Linked DNA regions of Homo sapiens: region 1 is linked to region 2. Evidence: chromatin contacts called from ENCODE Hi-C or POLR2A ChIA-PET data. All regions are on one chromosome and are shown on one strand. The core of a region is the stretch at or near the end of the contact, and the rest is flanking DNA. Distances in the headings are between cores, read along the strand shown. Region 1 overlaps RALGDS (ral guanine nucleotide dissociation stimulator). Region 2 overlaps AK8 (adenylate kinase 8).

Region 1 (4,484 bases), core at 864-3,363, 260 kb after region 2:
GCCGTTTCCTTTGGGATCAGAACTGGGGGCCCTCAAGTGAAAAAGTCCTGGGAGGGATCCCCAGCTGCGTCTCCCAGTGGAGACCCCGAGCGCACTCACCCCGAGCCAGCGCTGCCCCTTGTTGCCTCCGTGGTGCAGCTGCACCTTGCGCAGGGAGATGGAGTAGATGACTCCGTTGATCAGCTCCTCACCGATCTCCTGCGTGGAGCTCTGTGAAGACAACGCCCGGCAGCCGGGCGCGGGGACGTCAAGGGCCTGCCTGGCCACCGTGCAGGGGATGCACCTGTGTAACCTGTTTCCCAGATAGGGCACAGACTGGCGGCTGCACAGACCTACAGCCTGGGGTGGAATGAGATCACAGCTCGAGAGCCACTGTCCCGGCACTCCACTTCCCCAACCCGGCCAGCCACGACCTGGGACGTGATTATGATGAGTCCACCAGGCTTCCAATCCCCTAGTAACTGGCTTCTGCTCCTGCCCAGGACAGACCCACCCTCAAGCCATCCCCTTCCACACAGGGGACTGTTATTCAGCCATTGCACAGATGGGTAAATGGAGGCTGAGAGAGGAACAACTGGTCCAAGGTCATGCTGCCTCGGGTAAGTGGTGAGGCAGGGACCCCAGGGCTCTGACACGGCTGACTGCATCCAGGCGGCTATGCCCCAAGAGAAGGTCCCCCTACCTCCCCAGGGCCAGAGGCCCATGGGCATCCTCACACTCACCCCTCCTCTACCCAGCCTGGGGGGCCCTGGCTGACCTAGCAGGAACGCACAGCTCCTCTGGGCCCAGCCCTGGTGCGTTGGCAGCCCAGGTCTGGGCAGGTGTGGGGCACCCCAGACAGCCACATCCCAGCCACTTCCTTCCCCTCTGCTCATTCATGCCCTCGTGCCTGCTTGGGCAATGGGAGTTCCCAGTTCCCTGACCATCATCACGTGAGGGGACGGGTGTGAGAGGTGACGGTGCTGGTATCCAGGCAGATGCTGGGGTTCCACAGAGCCCTAAACCACAGGCCTAGACTGGAACAGGAAGGGGGCATCTGGCCCCAGGCAGTAAGGAAAGGCCGTTGTCTTAGGAGACAGACTTCCCCCACCTGGCAGGCTGGCCTAGGTCACTTAGCCACAATTACCCCCGGCCTCACAGCCCCCTATGCCACCTGCTCTGTCCAGGGACGGAATGAGCTTGCAGCGGGTAGAGGAGCCGGGGGGTTAAGGACATCAACCTCAGAGGTTAGGAAGGAGCTAAGAGGTACTGGCCTGGCCCAGGGTCATTAACCGCCCAGTCAGTGCCCCAGCCCAGGTAGGCGTGGAGCTCAGAGAAGGCCTGGCAGACAGTGCTGACTCAGGCCCTTCCCTCAACCCCAGCAGGAGCCAGGTAGACTGTCCAGCATGCTGTGGACGGGACCCTGGCCTCCTGCCTCCTGCGCACCCTCAGAGGCCCAGGAGCCATCCTGGAAGTCCACTTCCTCCGACCTGAGGTCGCCTCCCACGCTGGGCTTTGTACAACAGGAAAGCTGCGGGCATTGTGCCGGGCTCCTGACCGCCACCGCCTCTGGACAGAGAGCCAGCCCCATTTCTTGGAAGTTAGCAGGGAACCCACAGGCACACTCACACCCACACCCCACAAACAGCCCCGCCAGGGGAGGTCTGGCCCTTCCACTGACAGGAAAAGAGACATACGCTCACCCCCCTTTTCCTGACTCACACATCTCTCCCCTGCCTAGAAAGTTGTTCCTTTGAAAAGAAAAGCATTAGAGGTTACAGCGACCAGGGCCCCCAACCACCCGGGCCTCCTCAGGGGTCCCAGACTGCCTCCTGTGAAGGCCGTTGGCTCAGCTGGGAGTCTCTCTCTCTCCCAGGGATTTTAGCCACATCTGGACCAGCTGGGAGGCAGACAGTATCCTGAGTGTCCAAGTCACCGGCAGTGGCTCTGAGATCTCGTGCAGGACAAGCCCGCCACAGGGGACTAAACATTAACCCTGGGGGAGCCCAGCACAGCACCCAGGTCCTGGCTGAGCACCATCAGTGCCTGCTGGACAGAGGTGTCCCCAGGCAGGCCAATCCCCAGGAGGGGCTGAAGCCAGGTGGCCTCGGCTGTCCCTGAGCAGGTCTAGAGAGCGGCTCCTCCGTGAGCTGGCAGGCCAGCAGCTGGCCCAGCCCTGCTTGGTGTCATGTGATCCCTGCACCCTTCCCCCACCCCCGGGGGGCCCTCTTCTGCCAGCCGGGTGGTGGGGAAGGATGCAGGCCCAACACTGAGAGCCATGCATGCTTGGGGTAAGGGAGTTGCCACCCTGTCACACAGTCGGGGAGACGCTCTAGCCCGCGTGGAGCTGGCCTGTCTTCTCTGGTCGCTTCCCGTCACAGCAGCAGCAGGCATGGAACCAGACCATAGAGCTACGTGGAGTACAGGGGCTGTTTAAACCATCTGCTCAGATGGTGGAGGTGCAGGCTCCAGAGAGAGCTGCCCTGGGGTCTGGGAACAAAGTGGCAGAGTAAGGCCTCTATCCCTTGCCCCCTCACAGGACAGAGAAAGAAAGCAGCCAACAGCCCTGGCAGCTGCCCCAGAACCCTCTGCAGCAAGAAAGGCAGGGTTCCAGCACCCACAGGCCACCCTAGGTCACTCTGTTAGCAGACAGCCCATCTGGGCAGCGCCTGGGCCCCAGGGCACTCTGGCCGGGCTGGGAGCTCAGAGCGGGAGGAGCAGGAACGGCCTAGTGAACAGCTGATGCAGAGAAAACGCTTTCCCCTGAGGGCAGGTGCCCAGGCAGCCGCTATGAGCTGACTGCTAGGAGGAGAAAAGAACACCACGTGCTTGGCTGTGTCCTCAAGGGACACTCCTGTCCCACCCCTAGCAGGCATGCTGATGTCCCTGGGCTCTGGGACCCAGTCGGCAGCTGTGCCTGTAAACACACTGTCTGGCCTTCTAACATTTGGGTCAGTGCAGTGAGGGTGGCATGGGGTCCCCGGTGAGCAGGGGCCCCCACACCCCAATGTCTCCAGGGACACAGCCCAGAGCCCTGAAGATGAGGATGGGAAACAGGGCCTGGTGGTGTCTGGTGAGTGTGTCACCTGATCAGCCTTCTCAGAGTGACAGGCCAGCAGGATGCCGTGTCCCTGGCTGACAGAAGGAGGAAGCCACAGGCCAAACCCAGACTCCCTCTGGGTAGAATAGTGAGGGTCTTGAGGAACCCTACGGGGCCTGCCCCAGCCCTGCCATCTCCCCGCTCAGGCCAACGGCACCTCCTCCCAGCATCAGCCTTCTGGTGCAGCTCCGGACTCAGACGCCTTTCCTTGGAAACCGTAGCTAGTGGCCCCCTGCCCCATGGATGGCTCCAGGAACTCACCGGCCCCTCCCAAGGAGACCTGGCTGAGGGCTGAAGCGGAGTGAGGAGAGGGCTCTAGCCTGCACCTCGGCCTGCTCCGCCCCTGGTCCTCCCCGGGCCTGTGTGTGGAAAGGCTCACGGCAGAGCCTCCGTGTGCGTGAGATTGTCCTGGGGGACCTCCCAAGCCCCTCTGAGCTGCTGCTCAGGTCCCAGTCACCAGAGGTCACCCCGGGGTGCTTGCCACCCCCCTGCCAGCACCTCACAGTTCTGGCCCACCAGACAGCAGCTCCCTGTCTCTCGCTGGCTCTGCCCAGCCCCTGGCCCTCGGCCTTGGTGTGTCATCTGGGGAGGGCAGCACTACCTGTCACAGGCAACAGTGGGGGTCAAGAGAGAATGCACACAGCTCGGTGACCGGCACTGGGACCTGATGGCGTGGTACCGGACAACACCTGACATCATATCCCCCTGGGGCCGGCGACGGATGCTGGGCTGTAAAAACCTGAGGGAAACTTGTCTGAGGCCTGCCTAAGGCTCAGGGACCTAGCCGAGGGACACTGTAAAGAGAGGCTGAGTCACCCTGAAACCCAGTGGGTGGGAGCAGCTTTCTGACTTCAGCTTTCCGCTCCAATACAGAAGCCAAACGTAAAACGCATCACAGAAGGCTGCTCGCTCTCTACAGAGCCCAGGCTCCTGCGACAGTGCGGGGCCCACGCTGCTGTGCCCTTCTCCGTCCTACAGAGGTGGGGACCCATGCCCGAGGACAGGAGCCGGTGGGGCGTGTGCTGGCTGAGCCAGAGGTGAGAGCCCAGGACTTCTCAAGTCATGAGCTCGGACCATGAGCCCCATCAAGGGAGGTGGAACGCAAGGGCCTCGTGTCCGTGTCCGTGACCCTCCTGCCCTCGGGCCTGCCCTCCAGCTCCAGGTGGGTGGACCCAACCCTGATCCCCAGCGCACAGACAAAGCATCAAGATGACAGGAGGCCAGCCCGGGGTGTGGGTGGGCCACACTCCTGATCCTGGGCATGGCAGCCCACAGAGGCGGCCTCAGACCGGGACGACACGCGGTGCCTGCCCACCAGGATGCTCCCTGGCCTCAGAAAGTGGAGGCTGGGAACCAACCAGTGCTGAGCCCCGCAAAGGCCGGCCCATCTCTCCAGAAACCCTCC
Region 2 (4,242 bases), core at 416-2,915:
ACCACCCCCCTATATTTGACCAAATTTGATGAGTAGCTATCATGATGAAAAAGAGAAAACAGCTTAGCTTTAAAGATCAAAGAGAGCCAGGCATGGTGGCTCATGCCTATAACCCCAGCACTTCGGGAGGCCAAGACATGTGGATCACTTAAGCACAGGAGTTTGAGACCAGCCTGGGCAACATGGTGAGACCTTGTCTCTACAAAAAATACAAAAATTAGCCGGGCATGGTGGTGCGCGCCTGTGATCCCAGCTACTCAGGAAGCTGAGCAGGAGGATCGTTTCAGCCCAGTTTAAGATCAGCCTGGGCAACATTGGGAGACCACGACTCTACAAACAATAAAAATGAAAAACAGATGGGCATGGTGGCATGTGCCTGTAGTCCCAGCTACTCAGGAAGCGGAGGTGGGAGGATTGCTTGAGCCCAGGAGGTTGGGGCTGCAGCGAGCCATGACCGTGCCATTGCACTCCGGCCTGGGCAACAGAGCAACACCCTGTTTCAAAAAAAAAAAAAAAAAAAAAAAAAAAAGATTGAAGAGAAGAAAGGAAGACTCCCTTGAATGCTTCCAGCCTGGTGATCTGCTATGCAAGAGTCTAATCCAACTTGGCAAATGCATAAGAAATAATGGATAATGGATTAAGGCACACAGCATTTTGTATGGGAAAATGCTGGCCCATTTCCAGTCACTCGGGCCATCTTTCCCTCCCCTTTAATGCTCTGCCAAAAGATTGTTTGGCACTTCCTAGGTAAAAGAGGTGGGAAACCTTAAAAATAGTGACCGACTGATGGGTCAGTTTTAGGAAAAGTTCCCGTGAGGTTGGTTTGACACTCTGAGTTAAGAGTGTGAAATTGGGGTAAAGGACTGGGTTTTCTGGTTCCTGCCTCACTTCTGGCTGCCATTCCCTCCAGCCTAAGACGGCCCCTCCACAGTCCACTCCAGTCCCCTTCACTAGAGGCTTCAGGAATCACTTGACTCTCCCGCCCTGGTTTTTCCATCACAACCCTTCTCACCATCTGCCTTGCCTTGGTCATGTTTGACTCTGCCTTCAACTGCAGATGGTGAGCCCAAGGCAGGCAAGACCATCTTGCTAGAAGTGGGGGGTGCTGAGGAGGAAGGTCTCGGGTGTGGGGAAGGGTCCTGGTAGTGAAAACCATGCAGGGCCTGCAGGGGGCACTCAACTGGAGATGCAGAATCAAGTCGCCGAGCTTGGAAGTCAGGTGACTGGGAGGGAACTTAGTTAAAATGAAAGTCTATGGGGAAGCTGGCCTTTCTTCTAACACTCCTGTTTGCTTTTTTTTTTTTTTTTTTTTGACACGGAGTCTCACTCTGTCGCCCAGGCTGGAGTGCAGTGGCGTGATCTCGGCTCACTGCAACCTCTGCCTCTTGGGTTCAAGCGATTCTCCTACCTCAGCCTCCTGAGTAGCTGGGACTACAGGCGCGTGCCACCACGCCCGGCTAATTTTTTGTATTTTTAGTAGAGACGAGGTTTCACCATGTTAGCCAGGATGGTCTCAATCTTTGGATCTCATGATCCGCCTGTCTCAGCCTCCCAAAGTGCTGGGATTACAGGTGTGAGCCACTACGCCCAGCCGGAAGTTTGCTTTTTATTGAGAGCTCAAGAGAAAGGGCAGAAATGTTTTCATGATCAATGTGAAAGTGTTACTTAGAACAGGGGTTGGCAAGCTACAGCCCGCGGGCCAAATCTGGCCTGCTGCCTGCTTCTAAGATAAAAGTCTTTCTAGAGCACAGCCGTGCCCTTTTGTGTCTGTGTTGTGTACGGCTGCCTTTGTATTACATCAGAGCTGAGTCGTTGTGACAGAAGCCATATAGCCTGCAAAGCCTCAACGAGTGTCTCTCCATCCTTTTCAGAAAACATGTGTCCACCCCCGATTTAGAATAGCCTCTGGGCTCTGGATATCTGCCCACACCTGGGCAGAAGACCATCCACTCACAGTGAACAATTTGAGACAATTCAGATGTAAACACACTGTTCAGAGCCAGTGTTGCAGCCCGGCCGGCAGGGTGTTTGTGATGGAGATCCCATGGCTGAGGGCCATGCAGAACAAGCTCGTGAGAACTGCTACTCCCTCGCCAGCATGCTGGAAAGATTCCTGCTTCAGGTTTGGGGCTTCCCAATCAATATATTTTTGAGACAGGGTCTTGCTCTGTCACTCAGGCTGGAGTGCCGTGGTGCGTGTCGGCTCACTGCAACCTCCTCCTCCAGGTTCAAGCGATTCTCCTGCCTCAGCCTCCCGAGTAGCTGCGATTACAGGTGCACGCCACCATGCCCAGCAAATTTTTTGTATGTTTAGTAGAGACAGGGTTTCACCATGTTGGCCAGGCTGGTCTTGAACTCCTGGACTTAAGTGATCTTCCTGCCTCAGCCTCCCAAAGTGCTGGGATTACAGGCATTAGCCACTGCATTCAACCCTAGTACATTTTTTTTTTTTTTTTTGAGACAGGGTCTCACTCTGTCACCCAGGCTGGAGTGCAGTGGCGTGATGTCGGCTCACTGCAACTTCCACCTCCTGGGTTCAAGCCATTCCCCTGCCTCAGCCTACCGAGTAGCTGGGATTACAGGCACCCACCACCATGCCCAGCTAATTTTTTTTTTTTTTTTTGAGACAGAGTCTTGCTCTGTAGCCCAGGCTGGAGTGCAATGGCATGTGTACGGCTGCCTTTGTATTACATCAGAGCTGAGTCGTTGCGATAGAAGCCTCCTGCCTCAGCCTCCCAAAGTGCTGGGATTACAGGCGTGAGCCACTGCATTCAACCCTAATACTTTTTTTTTTTTTTTTGAGACAGGGTCTCACTCTGTCACCCAGGCTGGAGTGCAGTGGCGTGATGTTGGCTCACTGCAACCTCTGCCTACTGGGTTCAAGTGATTGTCCCTGCCTCAGCCTCCCAAGTAGCTGGGATTACAGGCACCCACCACCATGCCCAGCTAATTTTTATATTTTTAGTAAAGACAGGGTTTTGCCATGTTGGCCAGGCTGGTCTCGAAATCCTGACCTCAGGTGATCCGCCCGCCTCGCCTTCCCAAAATACTGGGATTACAGGCGTGGGCCACCACGCCCGGCCAATTTTTTGTATTTTTAGTAGAGACGGGGTTTTGCCATGTTGGCCAGGCTAGTCTAGAACTCCTGGACTCAAGCAATCCTCCTGCCTTGGCCTCCCAAAGTGCTGGGATTACAGGTGTGAGCCACCATGCCCAGCCTGGCCCTAATACATTTTCAAGTGAGAGACAGATGGAGAAAGAGAGAGAATCTGTAGGTGCATTTAAAAAAAAAAAAAAAAAAGACACAAGTTCTGATTCTGGGAGACAGGAAATGTGCGCCACCCGCCTTGTCAACCCCACTGAAAGTAGCTGTAATACATTCATAAAACACACAGGGCAGCTATTCGAGGACTCAGAAAGTTACCCAGTAGTAGGCAAGTTGGGGGAAAAGACTAGAATCCAAAATACCACCAAACCAGTATCTCCTGGCCTGGCCTTAAGGCAACCTGAAGGCTGAAAGTGGGAAGCAGATGGGAGAAGAGCGAGCTAGGAGGGGAGATACCTCTGTGGGGTTTTTCTTTTCTCTGTTTTCTCACACTCCTGCCTCCAGGCAGTCCTGCGGTGACTGTGGTGGCACTGCTGTGTCAAAGGGGCCTGCAGGTGCCTGAAACACTGAAAGAGGGGACCCTTCTCCAGTCCCAAGAGAACAGGGCAAAGCCCTGTCAATCCTTCCTTTCTCTGTCCTCCCACCACTTGACCCTGGTCATGGGTGCAGTCCCAGGAAGTGAGTGGCAGAGCAGGATAAATAACCTCAGTTTTCTGGCCAAAATACCAAAAAGAGGAGCACCAGGGAACTAGGAGTTATCAGGAGATGACAGAGAGGGGAGCTCAGGGAAGTAACTAAACACAGTGTTTGATGAGATCAAAGGCTCACCCCCAAGCTGTGCACGTGTGGGCCTGACCCTAAACGGCATTTCAGAGACACTGAGACATGAACTGTGGCCAGCTCACTGCCAAGTCCCCAGGTGCCCCTGGGTGATGTGCACATAGCACAGAGCTGCATGGTCGGTCACTGCACGGCACTGCAAAGTTGCTGAACACAGGACTGACATGGAAACCACACTCTGAGAAGCCTGGCTGGAACATGCAACCTGAACCCAACTGAATCAGTCATCTGCTAAGACAAAAATAATGACATTTGCCATAGGATTTAAACAAGACCCAGAGCCTCATAACAATATT

The links. A loop is a pair of places that touch in the nucleus more often than their neighbours do. ChIA-PET counts read pairs that join two places held with the same protein, here RNA polymerase II (POLR2A). Pooled maps may share reads with other maps.
Region 1: a loop to region 2 is called in a pooled map, with 3 times the contacts of the local background. The contact joins two enhancer-like sites. A Hi-C loop is called at or near these places in 1 of 50 pooled maps. POLR2A ChIA-PET finds 5 or more read pairs at or near these places in 2 of 52 experiments (B cell and activated naive CD4-positive, alpha-beta T cell).

The regions. Positions count from the first base shown.
Region 1 is chr9:133,111,943-133,116,426 of GRCh38, forward strand. It overlaps RALGDS (ral guanine nucleotide dissociation stimulator), which reads right to left. Exons shown (of 18, transcript NM_006266.4): 2 at 100-210. Among named protein-coding and RNA genes, the nearest start is that of RALGDS, 7.1 kb to the right of the region's middle. RefSeq lists an enhancer at 3,563-3,852. Within about 2 kb of position 2,114, at least 27 of the 41 ENCODE cell types and tissues checked have a DNase peak (open chromatin) inside an H3K27ac peak, as active enhancers do.
Region 2 is chr9:132,847,615-132,851,856 of GRCh38, forward strand. All of the region lies in intron 5 of AK8 (adenylate kinase 8), which reads right to left. Among named protein-coding and RNA genes, the nearest start is that of AK8, 29 kb to the right of the region's middle. Within about 2 kb of position 1,666, at least 3 of the 41 ENCODE cell types and tissues checked have a DNase peak (open chromatin) inside an H3K27ac peak, as active enhancers do.